Regions from separate parts of the Homo sapiens genome. Here region 1 is linked to region 2. Evidence: read pairs that join two places in POLR2A ChIA-PET (ENCODE). Cell type or tissue: OCI-LY7. All regions are shown on one strand. Links, peaks and the distances in the headings refer to the core of each region. The heading gives the core; the rest is flanking DNA. Region 1 overlaps LRRK1-AS1 (LRRK1 antisense RNA 1). Region 2 overlaps CHSY1 (chondroitin sulfate synthase 1).

Evidence for each region. ChIA-PET counts read pairs that join two places held together with the same protein. Peaks named below come from ENCODE experiments on the same cell type or tissue, not always from the same donor. Only the 100,000 strongest peaks of a DNase experiment are listed, where the experiment ranks them.
Region 1: POLR2A ChIA-PET joins it to region 2 with 19 read pairs; 7 of 35 experiments call an interaction of 5 or more read pairs at or near these places.

Annotation. Positions count from the first base shown.
Region 1 is chr15:101,123,381-101,132,771 of GRCh38, reverse strand. All of the region lies in intron 1 of LRRK1-AS1 (LRRK1 antisense RNA 1), which reads left to right. Among named protein-coding and RNA genes, the nearest start is that of LRRK1-AS1, 24 kb to the left of the region's middle. RefSeq lists silencers at 1,326-1,525, 5,867-5,916 and enhancers at 4,747-4,916, 5,127-5,236, 5,527-5,576. In OCI-LY7, for the core only: no CTCF peak of the experiment used is centred there; a DNase peak (open chromatin) is centred at 5,081; H3K4me3 peaks cover 1,411 bases; H3K27ac peaks cover 1,690 bases.
Region 2 is chr15:101,232,690-101,242,080 of GRCh38, reverse strand. It overlaps CHSY1 (chondroitin sulfate synthase 1), which reads left to right. Exons shown (of 3, transcript NM_014918.5): 2 at 6,504-6,999. Among named protein-coding and RNA genes, the nearest start is that of CHSY1, 15 kb to the left of the region's middle. RefSeq lists an enhancer at 2,188-2,237. In OCI-LY7, for the core only: no CTCF peak of the experiment used is centred there; no DNase peak of the experiment used is centred there.

The sequences.
Region 1 (9,391 bases), core at 1,014-9,013, 110 kb after region 2:
TCAGCTGTTTCTTTGAACCAGCCTTCAGGTAGGAACATTTCAGTCATCGGATGCCGTGAAGCAGTTCTGGTGGCCTCTCTGGGCTGGAGCTAGGCCTCAGGAAAGAGCCCAGGTCAGCATCTCTGAGCTCTGCGAGGTCCTGTGCCACCGGCCCTATAGGCCACACCCTCTCCAGTCCCCACAGTGCCACTCAGAGTGCACCAGGCTTGTCCCTTGGGCCAGGATCTGACATGGCCACCGATGGTGGGGAATGGGCAGGACTCCAGCCAGGCCTCCAGAGCCCACGGACCACTTGGCGTCCCTGACCAGACTGCTCCCCATGTGAGGATGGAGGTAGCTTTTCCTGGGGTGCCTTGGTGGAGACTGGCAGATGTGTTGGCTTCGGAAGCAGAACTGCACTATGCTGCAGTGAGCACCTGAGCCCCTGCCTTGCCTAGGAGGAGAGGCCCACCTCACGCCTAGATCTGTAGATGCATAGGCTACGTCTATTCCTGTCGCAGGGTGGCCACAGATGAGGAACCTGAGGGCAGAGGGGAGGCCAGAGGGGTCAGTGACTCACTCAAGGTAAGACCCAGGACTCCAGCCCCCTGCGAGCCCTGAAGTCCGGTGTTAGTCCCTACAGCGAAGCAGATACCTAAGGCATCCGCTCCAACCCACGGTCTCCAGGGCCGCATACACGCTTCAACGGCTGGTGTATTTTCACTCCTGCAACGATCTTTTAAAAATTAAATATTTTTGAGTTGGCAATAGTTGTATATTAGTACAAAATTTAAAATGAACCAAAAAGCATCTGGTAAAAATCTCCTTTCCTGCTCCTGCGTCTAGTGACTCTTTCCTGGAGAAAACCAGTGGGGCCATTTTCTTGAGTATCTTTCGGGAGATATTTTTGCTTAGTCAGGCAAATACATTTATAGACTCCTTTTACCACTTTTAACCTGAATGGCAGCATACTATACATAATGATTTGTTCCTTTCTTTTCTTTTGGCTTAACATGTTATAGAGCTCATTCCTTATGCATATAGAGCTACCTCTTTTGTGTTAATGGTGGCATGGTATTTCATCATCGGAGTCAATACTGCTGTTTGCACAACTCTAGGCAGTACCTTTCACATGGTATTCAATGAGGCCCTGGATAGATGCACTATATTTAACCAGCTCTCTATTAAAAAAATTTTACTGTGGTAAAATACACACAGCATAAAATTTACCATATCGTATTAGTCCATTTTCGCATTGCTATAAAGAAGTACCTGAGACTGGGTTACTTATAAAGAAAAGAGGTTTAATTGGCTCCTGGTTCTGCAGGCTGTACAGGAAGCATGGCTGGGGAGACCTCAGGAAACTTACAATCATCGCAGCAGGTAAAGAGGAAGGAGGTACGTCTTACGTGGCTGGAGCAGGAGGAAGAGAGTGAAGGGGGAGGTGTCACACACTTTTAAACAACCAGGTCTTGTGAGAACTCACTGTCACAAGAACAGCAAGGGGGGAATCCACCCCCGTGATCCAGTCACCTTCCACCAGGTCCCTCCTCAAACACTGGGGATTACAATTTGACATGAGATTTGGGCGGGGACACAAGTCCAAACCATATCACATATCAACCCTTTTTAGGTGTGCAGTTCAGTGATATTAAGTACATTCCCACTGTTGTGCAACCATCACCACTATTCATCCACAGAACTCTCATCCTATGAAATCAAAACTCTGTGCGCATTAAATACTAACTCCCCATGCCGCTCTTCCCTTGCCCAGCCCCTCCACAGAACTCTCATCCTATGAAATCAAAACTCTGTACGCATTAAATACTAACTCCCCATGCCGCTCTTCCCTTGCCCAGCCCCTCCACAGAACTCTCATCCTATAAAATCAAAACTCTGTACGCATTAAATACTAACTCCCCATGCCGCTCTTCCCTTGCCCAGCCCCTCCACAGAACTCTCATCCTATGAAATCAAAACTCTGTGCGCATTAAATACTAACTCCCCATGCCGCTCTTCCCTTGCCCAGCCCCTCCACAGAACTCTCATCCTATGAAATCAAAACTCTGTGCACATTAAATACTAACTCCCCATGCCGCTCTTCCCTTGCCCAGCCCCTCCACAGAACTCTCATCCTATAAAATCAAAACTCTGTACGCATTAAATACTAACTCCCCATGCCGCTCTTCCCTTGCCCAGCCCCTCCACAGAACTCTCATCCTATAAAATCAAAACTCTGTGCACATTAAATACTAACTCCCCATACCGCTCTTCCCTTGCCCAGCCCCTGGCAACCACTGTTCCTTCTGTCTCTATGATTTTGACTCCTCCAGTTATCTCATCCAAGTGGAATCACACAGTCCTTTCTTATTTCACTCGGCATTATGTCTTCAAGGTTCATGCCTCCTGCAATGTGTCTCAGACTTTTGTTCCTTTTGAAGGCTGAGTAATATTCATTGTCTGTATTTACCATGTTCTTTATCCATTCATTCATCCATGCATGCTCAGCTTGCTTCCACATTTTAGCTGTTGTGAATAACATTTCTATGAACATTGGTGTACAAATTTCTCTTTGAGATGCTGCTTTCCGTTCTTTCGGCTACAGACCCAGAAGTGAAACTGTTAGATCATATTGTAATTCAATTTTTAACTTTCTGAGGAACTGCTGTACTATTTTCCACACAGCGGCAACATCTTACATTCCCAGCATCACAAGAATTCCAATTTCTTCACATCCTTGCCAACACTTGCTATTGTCTGTTTTTTTTTTTAAATAGTAGCCCTCATAATGGGTAAGCAGTGGTATCTCGTAGTTTTGATTTGCATTTCCCTAATGATTAGTGAGTTAAACATCTTTTCCTGTGTTTGTTGGCCATCTTCTTTGGGGAAACATCTATTCAATCCTTTGCCCATTTTCAAATTGGGTTTTGTTGTTTGTTGTTGTTGTTGAGTTTCAGGAGTTCTCCATATATCCTGGATATTAATCCCATATCAGATATATTATTTACAAAATTTTCTTCCATTCTGTGACTTGTCTCTTTACTCCAACCAGTTCCCTATGAATGGACATTTAGCTTGTATGCTAGTCAGCTCCGGCTGCTGTTAACAGATATCACCAACTGGGGTGCTTAAACAACAGACATTGATTTTCTCACAGTTCTGGAGGCTGGAAGTCCAAGATCAAGGTGCCATCAGAGCTGTTTCCTGGTGAGAGCTCTCTTCCTGGCTCATAGGTGGCTGCCTTCTTGCTGTAGCCTCAAAGGCAGAGAGGGAACACTCTGGTGTCTCTCCCTATTTTTTTTTTTTTTTTTGAAACAGAGTCTGGCTCTGTCACCAGGCTGGAGTACAGTGGTGCGATCTTGGCTCACTGCGACCTCTGCCTCCCAGGTTCAAGCGATTCTCCTGCCTCAGCCTCCCAAGTAGCTGGGATTACAGGCATGTGCCACCACACCCAGCTAATTTTTGTTAGTAGAGATGGGGTTTCACCATGTTGGCCAGGATGGTCTCGATCTCTTGACCTTGTGATCTGCCCACCTAGGCCTCCCAAAGTGCTGGGATTACAGGTGCAAGCCACTGCACCCAGCATCTCTCCCTGTTTTTAAGAGGAAACCAGCCCTAGAGAATCAGGGCCACCTCCTTCTGATCTCATCTAACCCTGATTGCCTCCTAATAGCCCTATCTGCAAATACTGTCACACTGCAGGATTCAGGCTTCAACATATGGATTTAGAGAGGACACAATTCAGTGCATAGCAACTTGTTGCCATATTTGGCTATTGTCAAATAAAAACAATACGGAGGGCTGGGCGACCTGCACATTCAGTCCCTTAGAACCAGAAGCTTGAGCAGCCCAGAGGCCAGTGCAGACCCTGCTTGCCTGGCGCTTTGCTGTGACCTCTGCTTGACAATGCTTGCTGCCTTGGAGCTGACGGGCTCTCGTCCAGCTCAGCTGGGGCACAAAACCGTGTAGCTTTGTCTAATTAAGAGCCACAGATGAAGTGCACCTTGGATGTGTTTCTTATTATTTCGGATGAAAGGTTGGCCTCTCTAGAAATCACCCCCAAGATTACTGTGCCTCAAACCTCGCTTGTTCCAGCCGATAGGGAAATGACGTTTTAACGATCATGTTAAATGAAACTGTAAGCTTGACCTTATTAGCTGCCTCTTCTTAATTAGCTGCTTATGCAAGCATTCTTTCCCCCCTGTAGATACAAATCAACAATTTCCAAGCCATCTTTGAACCAACCCACTCTTCTGTCCCCTTGCCAATTCCCTAGCTCCAGGGTTAATAAACTTCACATATGCTCAAGAGCAATTGCGTTAAGAAATGTTGCTTCCACGTAATTACTAGCAAAGTGCAGCATCAGCAGCCATTCATCCCTCACACATGTGCAAATTTACTGCAGGGTACATTCCTAGGAGTGTGTGTCATGGAGGACGGCTTGGCAGCTAGCATTCTGTGTGCTCTCCTCGCTGTTCCTTCAAAGGCTGGAAGGTGAGCCACTGCTTTTCCCGCTTCCCTTGCCGCTAGAGTTCTAAATGTGAAATGGGTTATGCCCGGTGGTCAATGTTTAACAACCAGCTCTCAAAAAAAAACAAAAAAACAACACAAAACAAAAGCAACCCGGCTGTTAGTGCTTGCTGATTTCCATGGTGTAAATATATCCACTGTGGTCAATTTCAATCTTGCTATCCCCTGGTGTCCCTGGACCTGGAATTGGAATTGCCGTGCACCGTTGGCTGTCACTAGGCTGAGCCAGCTCCAGCACATCCATAGTCCTGCCAATTCTTCGCACACCACTATGATTCAGAGGCCAAGACTCTCCTCCTGCTGCTTTTGGCCGTTTCTGCTGGCGAGCAAAGTTGTGGTGGTTGTTTTTCCTGTGGCAGCGTTCCAGGGTCCATTCAGTCCCTTTGTGGGGTCAAGAGGCAGGTATGGTACAGCACTGGGAGCCTCCCGACCCCCACCTGGCTGAGTGGAGTCAGGCTAGCAGAGCCCAGCCGGCTGGTCCCCAGGCCTTTTTCCGGGCACCACGCCAATAGGCCTGGCCCATGCCTCTCAATAAAACGGTAAGCCCCTAATTTCCTGTCTAAACCCCTTTTTGCTTAAAATTGTTAGAGTGGTTTCTGTTTCCTGTAACTAAACCCTGGCTGATGTAAAGTGGAACCTGAAACTGCATTTTTTTTTTTTTAAAGCAGATGTACGTTTTCCTTAGGCTTGTCTCCTAATCTGTCTGTGCAGAAGGATTTTAATGCGTTGTGAGGCCTGGGAGGACAATAATGAGTAAATTGGCACTCATTAAGCTTTGTAAATCTGAGAACTCTGGAGACAAAGCATCTGAGTGAGCTGAGAAGGGTGAGACCCACTTCTAGGGTCTGTGAGGCCCTGTCCTCTTAGCACTCCTTCTGCCAGGCCCCGGCAAGGCTGTCTGTGTTCACCAGGCAGAGGCTAGGCTGTAGGATGCTGGCGTTAGTTAGGGAGAAACTGGATTTTCTTAGATCCACAGAATCAGACACAAGTCATGAGACTATGTCATTTAGTTTGCAACTCCAAATGCTTTTGAGGCTGAGTTAACTGTGGGACGTCTCTTTGGATTTACTCTCAGGCAGGGCTCCTCCCTGGGGAGCAAACTACTCCTGAGGTGAGATGGGGGAGAACAGATGTGTACCAGTGATCCCAGCAGCCTAGGGAGGAGGCCCGACTTGCAGAGGCATTCTTTCAGCTCATTAAAGAGCACCCTCTTTGATAAAGGCAATTACCTCTTGGGAAAGAAGCCTGTTAGCAGCCCTCAGAACCTGGGTGTGAATGAATTTCCAGGTTCTTTCCAAGCTGAGAGCAGGTAGGTACTGCGAGGATGAGGCACAGCCTGGGTAAGTCTGGCAGCCGGAACTGTGGGGAGTAGACCCACCCACGGTCACTAATAAGAGGGGCTAGTCGGGACTGTGCCCTGAGAAGTGGGAGCTGAGCCCTGCAGAACCAGCTTCTAGGCTCTGTCCCCTCCTGCTGGCCCTTGGATAAGCCTCTCTGGGCCCCCTGCTTTCTCATCTGTCAAATGGGGATTATATTACCTAGCCTCATAATGTTCTCCTGCGGTGGGTAAAATGGAATCTTCAAAGCGCTAGGGAAATAGAAAGTGAGGGCGGGGTAGTGGGAGCTGTGGGCCTGGGTTCAGGCAGCGAGGTGACACACTGTCACTGAAGTCACAATAATAAAATCTACTAAGTCAGACGACTGGTGTTTTTGTTGCTGTTGTTTGTTTTTCTAATTACCAGGCATGATTAAATACTCCTGCCAGGGAAAATATTTTGTTGATCTAAATTCTAAACAATTGTGAGGGTTTATGTATATATATATATACTTCAAATCAACATGATTTTATTTATTATCCTTTGATAAGCTTTGTATTCCAAGTGAAAGTTAATTTCAGAACTCCCAGGTATAAAGTCGGTCCAGAAATGTGCTTTTCAAAAGTAAGTTGTGAGCCGTCTGAAGCCACTTTGGACATCATTCACGTCTCCAGTGCCCCAGGGTGCTGTGAATTCCTACATTTAAACAGCAGATTTGACGAAGCAACAATAGCACAGTGATCGGAAAGAGGAAGATTCGGAACTTAAGTTACTTCAATTCTGTATTCTGTGTGACCATTGAAGTCTTGTTTGTGTTTAACATTTAAAACAGTATAAGAGGCCAGGAGCGGTGGCTCATGCCTGCCGGTAATCCCAGCACTTTGGAAGGCCGAAGTGGGCGGATCACAAGGTCAGGAGTTCAAGACCAGCCAGACCAACATGGTGAAACCCTGTCTCTACTAAAAATACAAAAAATTAGCTGGGCGTGGTGGCAGCCGCCTGTAATCCCAGCTACTCGGGAGTCTGAGGCAGGAGAATCCCTTGAACTCAGGAGGCAGAGGTTGCAGTGAGCCGAGATCGCGCCACTGCACTCCAGCCTGGGTGACAGTGTGAGACTCAGTCTCAAAAACAAACTAACAACCCCAAAAAACAGTACAAGAGCACAAACTGCAAGGTGAGGGGACATTTTAGTTCATATATGAAATATTTTACTACATTGGAATGATATATTTAAAATTGGAAACATGTTCTTTTTAAATTATTAATTTAAAACTAAGGAACAAATCAAGAAAATTAAATATTAGAGAAAATATAGTAGTTGCCCAAGTTTTATCTTTTGCAGATGTTTTGTCTCATTTACTGAAATATAATTGATATACCATAAAATTCACTGTTTTAAAGTATACAATTCAGTGTTTGCTTTTTCTTTTTCCTTTAACCGTACTCACAAGGTTGTACAGCTTTCACTGCTATCTAATTCTAGAATATCTTTGTCACCTGAAAAATAAACCCCATACCACGAGCAGTCACTCTTCACTTCCCTCAGCCCTGGGCAGCCACTAGTCTATGTCTTCATGGATTTGCCTATTCTCAGAATTTAATAGAAGTGAAATCATATAATAGGTGACTTCTGCATTTGGTTTCTTTCCCTTAGCGTAATGTTTTCAAGGTTCTTCCATATTGTAGCATGTCAGAATTCCCTTCCTTTTGCTTTCCTTCCTGAATCATATTCCCTTGTATGGCTATACCAGATTTTCTTCTCCATTCGTCAGCTGCTAGGCATTTGGGTTATTGTCACCTTTTGGCCATTGTGAATCATGCTCCCATGAAGATTCATGTAGAAGATTTTGTGTGAATGGAGGTTTTCATTTTTCCTGGGCATAGACCTACGAGTGGAATTGCTGGTCATGTGGAAACTATGTTTAACGTTTTGAACAACCGCCAAGGGATTCGTCCTTTTGTGAGTGTATATCCAGTCCCAGCAATTTCTCCACATCCTCACTAACGCTTAGCTGCCCTTTAAAAATTAGAGTCATTCTAGTAGGTGTGAAATGGTCTCTCACTGCGGTTCCTTTTTTTTTTTTTTTTTTTCCCAGAGACAGAGTTCTGCTCTGTCACCCAGGCTGGTGTGCAGTGGTGCAATCTTGGCTCATTGCAATCCCCCCACTCCCAGGTTCAAGCGATTCTCCTGCCTCAACCTCCTGAGTAGCTTGGACTACAGGCACCTGCCACCACATTCAACTAATTTTTTTGTATTTTTTTGTAGAGATGGGCTCTCGCCATGTTGGCCAGGCTGGTCTCGAACTCCTGACCTCAAGTGATCTGCCCGCCTTGGCCTCCCAAAGTGCTGGGATTACAGGCATGAATCACTGCACCCAGCCTCTGTGGTTTTGATTTGCCTTTCCAATGACTTTTGATGTGATTATTGGCCATTTTTGTATGTCTTCTTTGGAGAAATGTCTATTCAATTCCTTCAGTCATTTTTGAATTGGGTTATTTTGTCTTTTTATTACTGAGTTTTAAGAATTCTTTATACATCCTAGAAGGAAGTCTTCATCAGATACATTATTTCCAAGTATTTTGTCTCATTATTTGTATCGTTCTTTCACTTTCTTGGTGGTTTGCTTTCTTTTGTTGCTGATGGTATCTAATCTAAAGAAACCATTGCCTAATCCAAGGTCAAGGAGATTGACGTCTGTTTGCTTCTGAGATGTTTTTAAGTTTTAGCTCTTACATTTAAGTCTTTGATCCATTTTGAGTAAATTTTTTAATGTCGTGTGAGACAGTAGTCCAAATCCATCCTTTTGTTTCAGCACCATTTTTTGAAAAGATGATTCTTTCCCCATCAACTTATCTTGACACACTTCTTGCAAATCAATTGACCATAGATGTAGCTACTTGAAGTTTTATTTCTGTTTTCCCTCAACTTCTTATTTTCAAAAATTTAAGTGGCAGGCCTTTGTTCTTCCCTCTTGTTACAGTTTGACATTCCTTCCTAAAAATCACTCTAAACTTTGTGACGGGTCCCAACTGTCCTCCTCACGTCCCCAGCACTTAGCTGGGGCAGTTGGCCTGGGGGCCTTGGTTCTCCTCCATGTGCCCCTCCGGCAGGCTGGCTCGGGCTTCTCACAGGGACCGGAGTTCCAGAGGGACAAAAGCGAAGATGGAAGGCCCCTTAAGGCCTTATTTGGAGTCACATGGTGTCTCTTGTGCCACTCTTTATGAGTCACAGCAAGTTGCAAGGCTTGGCCAGATTAGAGGGGTGGGGAACTAGCCTGTGCCTCTTGATGGGAGAAGATGGAAGGAATCTGCAAAGAATCTCTGACATTTTAATTCACTGCAATCTCTGAACATGCCAGAGTGTTTCCTAAGAACAGGAGAATTTTCCTGGATAGTCACACATGGTTGTAAAGTAAGCATCTTCAGAGAAGAGGACATTTAATAGAGGCCTGAATGAAGAGAGGGAATGAGACATGGGGAAGAGTATTAATATCAAGAGGAAGAGCACGTGCAAATGTCCTGGGGCAGAAAAGGACTTGGGGTGTTTGAGAAGCAGCACAGAGACC
Region 2 (9,391 bases), core at 918-8,917:
AATATTTGGGGGGAAAAACAATAGAAAATAACAATAATAAAAACAATACAAGTAAATACAATATAGTATAACGACTATTTACATAGCATTTACATTGTATTAGGTATTATGAGTAATCTAGAGACTATTTAAAGTATACAGGAGGGTATGTGAAGGTTTAAGCAAATACTGCACCATTTTATATCAGGGACTAAAGCGTCTGTGGATTTTGGGGTCCTGGGATCATTCCCTCTTGGATGATAAGGAACAGCTGTATATACCCTTAATTCCTATTATCCATCAGTTCTACAGAGAGAAAAACCCATATCCTCCCTTCTTTAACTTCCAAGATGATTTTATCATGAGTCCTTTTAAACTGACTGCCGTGTAGCCATCAGACAGCACATGTAATAGTGATTTTGGGGAACTCACAGAAAATCTCCCCACCTTTTTAATGGTAACTAGTAGAATAACTATTAAAGCTTAAAAATCACAATTGAAACGACTCAATCTTACTCCATTTTTCTTTCAGTTTTTCTTGTTGGATAAAAAAATTTTATTACAAAAGTAAAAATTCTCTGTTGTTACATGTTTTGATTTCTTTGGTTGCTTGTTAGCCTCAAAGCTTTTGCCCAGTTAAAACTTTTTTTCCAGCTCTAAATATACCTGTTGCAGAAAACTTAGAAAATTTAGAAAACACAAGGAAGACTATTGGCCGGGCGCAATGGCTTCCGCCGGTAATCCCAGCCCTTTGGGAGGCCGAGGTGGGCGGATCACAAGGTCAGGAGTTCGAGACCAGCCTGACCAACATGGTGAAACCCTGTCTCAACTATAAGTACAAAAATTAGCTGGGCGTGGTGGCAGGTGCCTGTAATCCCAGCTACTCGGGAGGCTGAGGCAGGAGAATCGTTTGAACCTGGGAGACGGAGGTTGCAGTGAAATCACGCTGTTGCACTCCAGCCTGGGCGACAGGGCCAGACTCCGTCTCAGAAAACAAAAAAAAAGACTATTAAATCCTTTCTGGTTTTCCCATCCAAAAATAACCACGGTGAATACTTTGGGGGTGGAGTTGTACGTTATTTTATTTTTGTATATGTACTTTTGTTCCCTTGGTAAGCCACATCACAAGTATATACTGTTGCCTGCTTTTTAAGCTTACCCGTATATTATGAATATTTACCTAGGACAAGAGTCATGCTATAGATGCAGTTTTGTACAGAAGTGTATTTTATGTAGTTTTTCTTAAAACAACACTGAATGGAAATGGAGACTATGATATTAACCCATTTATGCCTAGAGTTCCATTATTGGAACGCTAAGCTTGTGGGAGTTATTTATATCCCGCTCAAGGTTATCACCAAAGTCTGATTTTTTTTCCACACAAAAAAATCGCAACCTCTGACATAAATGGGTTAAGTCCTAACCAGCAAAGGCATTCCTTAGCTAAGCTAATACTGGTCCAGCTGAATTACTTAACTGTGATTTGACTCAGTGTAGGAATAGCGTTTAGAAACCTAGAGTGATGGAGGATTCACTTGGCACTCTCAAGTTTCAGCTGTCTTATCTGGGCTTGAGCAAGGGTTGGACATCAGTTCATTGAAAATGAGCTTTTTCTGGCAAGGCCTCTGCAAACGTTTTGTCATTTCAATTAAGTGAGAGTTCTTTGCTCCCGGTAACAAATGTGTTGATGGCAAAGCTGACGTTTGCTTATGAAAATGAAGGAACTGGACTTGTTGATATTGCAGAAGAGGGGACAGCTTGCTTCTTTGGGAGCATTCCCTTCAATTATTTGAAATTATTAATGCATCCCCTCCTCCTCCTCAGGATGGTGGTGAATCACGATTTATGTTCCTGAACTCGTTCACTTTGTGGAGCTCTTCAAGTTAAAGGACCCTAATTGAAAAGATTATAATTTCTTAAGATTGGAGGGTTTACAAAGACTTGACATTGAGAGATTTCCCTCAAACCAACCACCAGTCATTTAGAACAGAAAAGGACAACATGAGGTTTTTCCCTGAGTTACCTAAAAAGGAACAGATAATAATTGGGTGGAGTTACCATAAAACTGTAGGGTTGAGGTTAGACTGTTTTTAAAATTAATTGGTTTCTCTTCTTGGGCAAATTACACCATTTCAGTCATAGTTGAGACATTAATTGCGTCTGTGCTGGTTGTACTGCTGGGGCCTCTTTCACTGTGTTCTTCCTGGTGGGGTACACGGGAAGCAGGGCCAAACTATAATGAAGCTTCATCCTCAGTCTAGTAGGGAAGTTTCTCGTGCTCTACCGCGAAATGCTCGTGAAATTTGCAGTTAGGCCTCTTTCCTGTAACATTGTCTGAAGTTGATAGTAAAAGAGGATTTCAGTACATAGCTTGAGGCTCAGGTTTTAAGAAGCATTTTCCACATTACCTTTGCTCCGTGTGCTCCTGAGACTGACTAGTCCACGTGGAGCCCACACTTTCCTGTTCTTTCACTACCTTATTTGATTTGCAAACTCTTGTCTTCCTTAATAATAAGTCATACTTACATAGTGCCAGGCAGGCTTCTAAGCTGTTTACAGAGAGCTCATTTAACCCTCACAACAACCCCCGTTTACAGATAAGGAAACTGAGGCACAGAGTAACTTGTCCCAAGTGGAGCTGGAGTTCTCGCCCCCATGGCCTGATTCCAGAGCCAGCTCTTGCGGTGATGCTGTAGATTCGCCTCCTTAGTTGGTTGTTCTTTGAAGGCAGGAATTGTCTCGCCCACCCCATCTCCCAAATAACATTACAGTGTTTTAGTATTTTCATGGCTTCCTAGGTTGAAAATTTCTCAAAGTACAAGATAGAAATGATTTCTGACCTTTTGCAAACACGTGTGGCACCATTAAGTTACTTATTGTACATGAGTGGGCAGTATTCAGTGCACACATTTAGTGACCTCTATTATGTGCCAAGCACTGAAATTATTTACATTTTCAAAGAATTGTTGCGACTGCCAAATGAAAAACATTTCTCTATAAAGAGAGCATTATCAGGGGCTCCTCGACTTGAATGGGGGGTCATTGCACTATAATTTTGTCCTTACTAACTTCCCAAGGCTGGAGGAGTTCTGAGAAGTTATCTCCCCTCCATATGTCACCGCATCAGAAGACTCTGTATAGCTTGTCACACATTCACACATTGTCGCATTTGCAAAAGGACTTGTCCCTTTGTAGGTGGGATTGGTTTTTCTTTAAATTAATTTCCACATCTCTACGTTTATTCTACATCCTTTTTCTTCAGGAGCATATCCTTTGTGAAAATGAAGTGCAGTACCTAGAACAGTATCTGTTAATAACCGTGGAATGAATGTCTGGGCTGAATTTGTTTTTTGTTGTTATTCTTGTTCTTTGTTAATGAGTTATTTAAGTGGCGTAAGAATACAGGTCCATTTTAAATCCATAGGCACTAAGGGAAAACATTAACAACACCATCTTATATCCATTCTGTGATTTTGACATCTCAGAAATTAGGATGCATTTTATAGTTACCGGCGTCATGGGATTATGATTGGCAGTATTTTTTAAATTTGTTGATAGATAAAACAATGGTGCATCTTCCAGTTAACATCCTAAATGTGATGAAAAAATGTATATATTTAATCCTTGCACTTTTTGAGAGGCGTGTTGGCAGAAAGTCGAATTCCATTGAATTTTGCCTCTACTTGAAAGAGATACATTCGAAGTTGTTTTGTATTCCTCATATTTGGGTTTGGAAGAGAAATAAAAGCCAGTCATTTGTTTTCCAAGTGCTTCATTGTAAGTTCTTTTTAAAATTACAAAAGTAAATATTTAGAATCTCAGTTTTGCAAGATGAAAAAAGTTCTGGAAATGGATGGTGCCGATGGTTTCACAACACTGAATGCTGCTGAACTTTACATTTAGAAATGGTTAAGATGGTAAGTTTTATGTTATGTATATTTTATCACAATTTTTTTTAAAAAAAACAATATGATACTTATGCAGTTGTCCTTCAATATAGAGATGCATAGAATAAAAAGTGAAAGTCACCTTTGTCCACACACATTCCAGCTCCTCCCAATTTTCCTCCTTGTGTACCTCTTCCGCAGAGATTTGGTGTGTATCTTTTCAGATATTTCTCTCCTAAGACTTTCCCTTAAAGATGTGTGGGGGTTTCATTGATCCTTCAAGTAATTTTTCACTATAATAAATACACTTGTAACAGGTAAAATAAAAAATATTTGAAAGAACATCATTTGATAACTGCTTTTTTTATTTTAAGATTAAATTTACTATTTTATTTATTCTCCACGATACATTTTTCTTGGAAGTAGTCTGTATGAATGAATTATTATAGCCAAACAACTTTAGATCTGAATACAGAACGTGAAGAAAGTAGGAGGGAAAGTGCGATATGATAGCCTTCAATTAGCTGCTCAGCAGAAGCAGCCTTTACGTGGTTTCCTCGCAGTTGACCACTCATCTTCCCTCTGTCGATGGGCAACCGTTGTCTCTTACACCCTTTACGTGGTTTCCTCGCAGTTGACCACTCATCTTCCCTCTGTCGACGGGCAACCGTTGTCTCTTAAACCCTTTATGTGGTTTCCTCGCAATTGACCACTCATCTTCCCTCTGTTGATGGGCAACCGTTGTCTCTTAAACCCGGGTCTGGGCTGCTGCAGTAGTTTACTCAGTGGTCTTCCTGTGTCCACTCTGGCTTCCTTCGGCCTTCTTCTCCATTCCTAGGGAGTTCAAAATGTGTGGGCCTTAATCTTGTCTTCTGCCGCATTCCCTCTAGAGGCTTCCTGTGGCTCTTGCAACATAGAGGCCTGCATCTCTAGTGTACTCTGCCAGGCCTTGCACATTTGCCTCTGTTTTTTTTTTTTTTTTTTTTTTTTTTAGATGGAGTCTTGCTCTTTTGTCCAGGCTGGAGTGCAGTGGTGCGATCTCGGCTCATTGCAACCTCTGCCTCCCGGGTTCAAGCAATTCTTCTGCCTCAGCCTCCTGAGTAGCTGGGATTACAGGCACACGCCACCATGCCTGGCTAAATTTTGTATTTTTTTTTTTAGTAGAGATGGGGTTTCACCATGTTGGCCAGGCTGGTCTTGAACTCCTGACCTTGTGATCTGCCTGCCTCGGCCTCCTAAAGTGCTGGGATTACAGGCATGAGCCACTGCCCCCGGCCACATTTGCCTCTATATTAGTCTGTTCTCACACTGCTGATAAAGACATACCAAAATAGGTAATTTATAAAGAAACAGAGGGGTTTTTAAAATTATTTTATTTATTTATTTTTTTGAGACAGAGTCTTGCTCTGTCTCCCAGGCTGGAGTGCAGTGGCACGATCTCGGCTCGCTGCAAGCTTCGCCTTCCGGGTTCATGCCATTCTCCCGCCTTAGCCTCGCTAGTAGCTGGGACTACAGGCGCCCGCCAGCACGCACGGCTAATTTTGTTTTTGTATTTTTAGTAGAGACGGGGTTTCACCGTGTTAGACAGGATGGTCTCAATCTCCTGACCTCATGATCCGCCCGCCTCGGCCTCCCAAAGTACAGGGATTACAGGCTTGAGCCACCATGCCCGGCCCAGAAACAGAGGTTTAATGGACTCACAGTTCCACATAGCTGGGGAGGCCTCACAATCATGGTGGAAAGTGAAAGGCACGTCTTACTTGGTGGCAGACAAGAGAGAATGAGAGCCAAGCAAAAAGGGAAACCCCTTGTAAAACTATGAGATCTCATGAGACTCACTCCTGACCATGAGAACAGTGTGGGGGAAGCTGCCCCCGTGATCCACTTACCTTCCCCTGGGTCCCTCCCGCAACATGTGGGAACTGTGGGAGCTATCATTCAAGATGAGATTTGGGTGGGGACACAGCCAAACCGTATCAGCCTTCTTCCTCGCCTCATGACAGCGCTCTCGTGCCCTGCATTCCTTGATGTTTACCCTGTTTCAGGGGAAGGCTCCCTGTTCTGTTGGTTCAGCTCATGTCCTGTGCTCTGCCCTTTGGGAGTACTTCTCTTAGTTCATAATAATATATACATTAGTCTCATTATTCTGGTAAGTGTCTGTCTCTCCTGATGTCCTCTCTGTGAGTTGGGGATCACGTTTTTGTTCACCACCACATCCCTTTAGCTTAGCACATACTTGGCACTTGGTTCAAAGAAAATTTTTTGAGTGAACCATTTGATTTTGTTTTTTGTTTTATAGAGTTGAGAAGTTCTTAGGTAGGGAGTTGATAGTATCACAAAATTAATCTGTATACCCAGACCTTGGTCCCCTGGCAGTTTGGTTTTCAGCCATAACTAAAACTTAGTTATCCCAGAACAGTTTTAACACTTCTTCATTTTTTGTTGGGGTTCTTTTGAAAGTTAATTTAGACTTTGCAATACGCGGTAACCTGGGCTTTCGTTAAGAGGAACCAAGCAGGCCAAGTAGCTTTTTATCATTCCATTGAACACGGCGATACAAGATGAGCAGATAACGTGAATTCCTGAAAATCAGCTTGGAATAAACTGTTCTCTAACTGATATTTATTTTAATTCCAGAACATGGTCCAAGACAATTCCTGGGAAAGTTCAGTTCTTCTCAAGTGAGGGTTCTGACACATCTGTACCAATTCCAGTAGTGCCACTACGGGGTGTGGACGACTCCTACCCGCCCCAGAAGAAGTCCTTCATGATGCTCAAGTACATGCACGACCACTACTTGGACAAGTATGAATGGTTTATGAGAGCAGATGATGACGTGTACATCAAAGGAGACCGTCTGGAGAACTTCCTGAGGAGTTTGAACAGCAGCGAGCCCCTCTTTCTTGGGCAGACAGGCCTGGGCACCACGGAAGAAATGGGAAAACTGGCCCTGGAGCCTGGTGAGAACTTCTGCATGGGGGGGCCTGGCGTGATCATGAGCCGGGAGGTGCTTCGGAGAATGGTGCCGCACATTGGCAAGTGTCTCCGGGAGATGTACACCACCCATGAGGACGTGGAGGTGGGAAGGTGTGTCCGGAGGTTTGCAGGGGTGCAGTGTGTCTGGTCTTATGAGGTAAGAACAGAATTCTTTACCATGGGAAAAACTTAATTTTGTCAATTTTGTCATTAGTTCTGAGCGTATCATAGGAAACTAGAGATGATATCCTCTTTGAGGGTTGAAGTTGGTATTATTCTACATTTTTAGCCTTAGATTAAAAAAAAAATTCAGTTCCCCTTTATTACCTTTTCTTGGCTTTGAGCGCATATCTTCTGTACTTTTTCTCCCCCCAGAGAGAGTCTTGCTCTGTCTCCCAGGCTGGAGTGCAGTGGCGCCATCTCGGCTCACTTTAACCTCCGCCTCCTGGGTTCAAGCAATTCTCCTGCCTCAGCCTCCCGAGTAGCTAGGATTATAGGCAGGCGCCACCACGCTAGGCTAATTTCTGTATTCTTAGTAGAGACGAGGTTTCACCATGCTGGCCAGGCTGGTCTCGAACTCTTGACCTTGTGATCTGCCTGCCTCAGCCTCCCAAAATGCTGGGATTACAGGCGTGAGCCACGGCGCCCGGCTCTTCCATACTTTTGTCCTAATACTTAGTTAATAAATAATGGCATTTGGGGCCTAAAGAAAAGATAATGGGTTGCTGATGGTCATGGTGATATTTTCTTGATTATCCAGAAAATCATCTTGTCTGACTTCTGCTGATTCCACAGATGTAATTGCAAGAATGTAGGATATCTCCCTATTTGTTTTTGCAAAGGCCTGGCTCTTCTCTTCTGGTCATAATGACCTACACAGATTAGAAACTTAACGTGTTTTGAATTTATAAAAGGAATCATGGTATAAAAAAGCCAATAGCATTTGACTTCGCATTTGTTGTGTACCTTGACTGTTCAGATAGTTACTTTAATCTGTGAGTTTATAATATAGTTGTTGCTTTCAGAATAGTTGTCGTGCAACTTCTGAGTTACCGTGACACATAAATGAAATTTGCCGAAGGAAGTCCGCTTGTAGATGTTTTCTCTGTAGCAGTTGTAGAGAAGATGGACTGGCTTTGGACTTTCCTGTGTTGTTGCTGCACCCTTTGCCTGCAGATTGCACAATCTGATACCAGTTAATGGTGAAAAAAATTATTGAGGTTGTATTGTCTTTAGGTTGATAAACTCCTGGCAGTTGTGAGGAGCAGAGGTAATTGCTAGATCTTTTGCCCAAGAAAAAGAATACACTTTCTAATATGAACTGTTAGCTTTTTTCTGAACTAATGTTCTAAAGCACGTACTTGAGTGAAAGAGCAGTATTCTTGCCTGTACTTGTCCACCCCTAGACTTGCTTTTAAATGTCTGCTAATCACTCTTACTTTTTTTGTTGTTTGAACTTTAGGGAAGTGGACATTTTCAAGCATACAGGGAGTGGCCATGTAATTTTTAATTACAAAGTCACAAAGATACATTTTAAATCCTAAATGTGATCTTGAGTGAACTCTTCAATCCCTGTGTGCCTTATACTATCCCCCCAACCCCAGCACATAGGGGACAGCTCACTGGGCCTACGGGATCTCTCTGTCGTCACGGATTTTTGCAGCGAGGAAAGCTGTTTGAGGGTTTCACGCTGTTTTAAGCAGAATACAGCTGGCAATATTTCTGCATTTTTCCCCATCCTAAGAAAGTAGTTATAACCTTGACACATTTCATTATGGTTAAAATAGGTAACACATTGTATATTTTGGAACACTTTCCCCTGACCATCATCTCCGAGAAGCCAACCTTCTTGCCGGAATCATAGAGGACAGACCTTCTTTCGGGAGAGAATTTTTAAAAGTATGTCTTAGTTAGGTCGTGCTGTTATATACTGCTGGACAGACACCAACAGAGCCAGTCTCTTGAGTTTGATCAAGAACTTGGGTTTAGCGTTAGTGCCAAGAGGTAGTTAGAAAGTGTCATCCTGGGGCTGCAGGGTGGGAGGCCATTTTGGAGATGATTTTCCTCTGACGGGAGGTAATCACAAAAGGTTTCTGATGGCCTGCGAAGGGGTGCATGGAATGATCCTGTCTGGACACTTGGAGCCCCCTCTGAGGCTTGGTGCATCCTGTCAGTGGCCTCATCAGCTGAAGGGACCTGGTTGGTGAGGAGGCCTCCTCCCCGTGTGGTCCCGTCTCCCTGCCTTGGGAGGTGGGTCAGGGACAGCAGCAGCAAGGCTCTCCTTGGGAGTGTGGTTATTGGGCCTGCTGCTGCTCTGCGTTTCTTTAAATGCCCTGTGGTGTCAGAGCTTTGACTGACTGCTGCAGGCTTCTCCTGGGCTTGTGCCACAGGGCCCTCCCACCTGCAGTGCCCAGAGCTCTCTTTTTCTCTTCTGTGAGCTGCCTTGCCTGTTCGTAGTCTTGGCCCGTATTTCTGCTGAAATGTTGTCTTACAGTTTTGTTGAAGTGCTTTATTCTGGATAGAGTATCTTTTCTCAGACTGTGACTTAA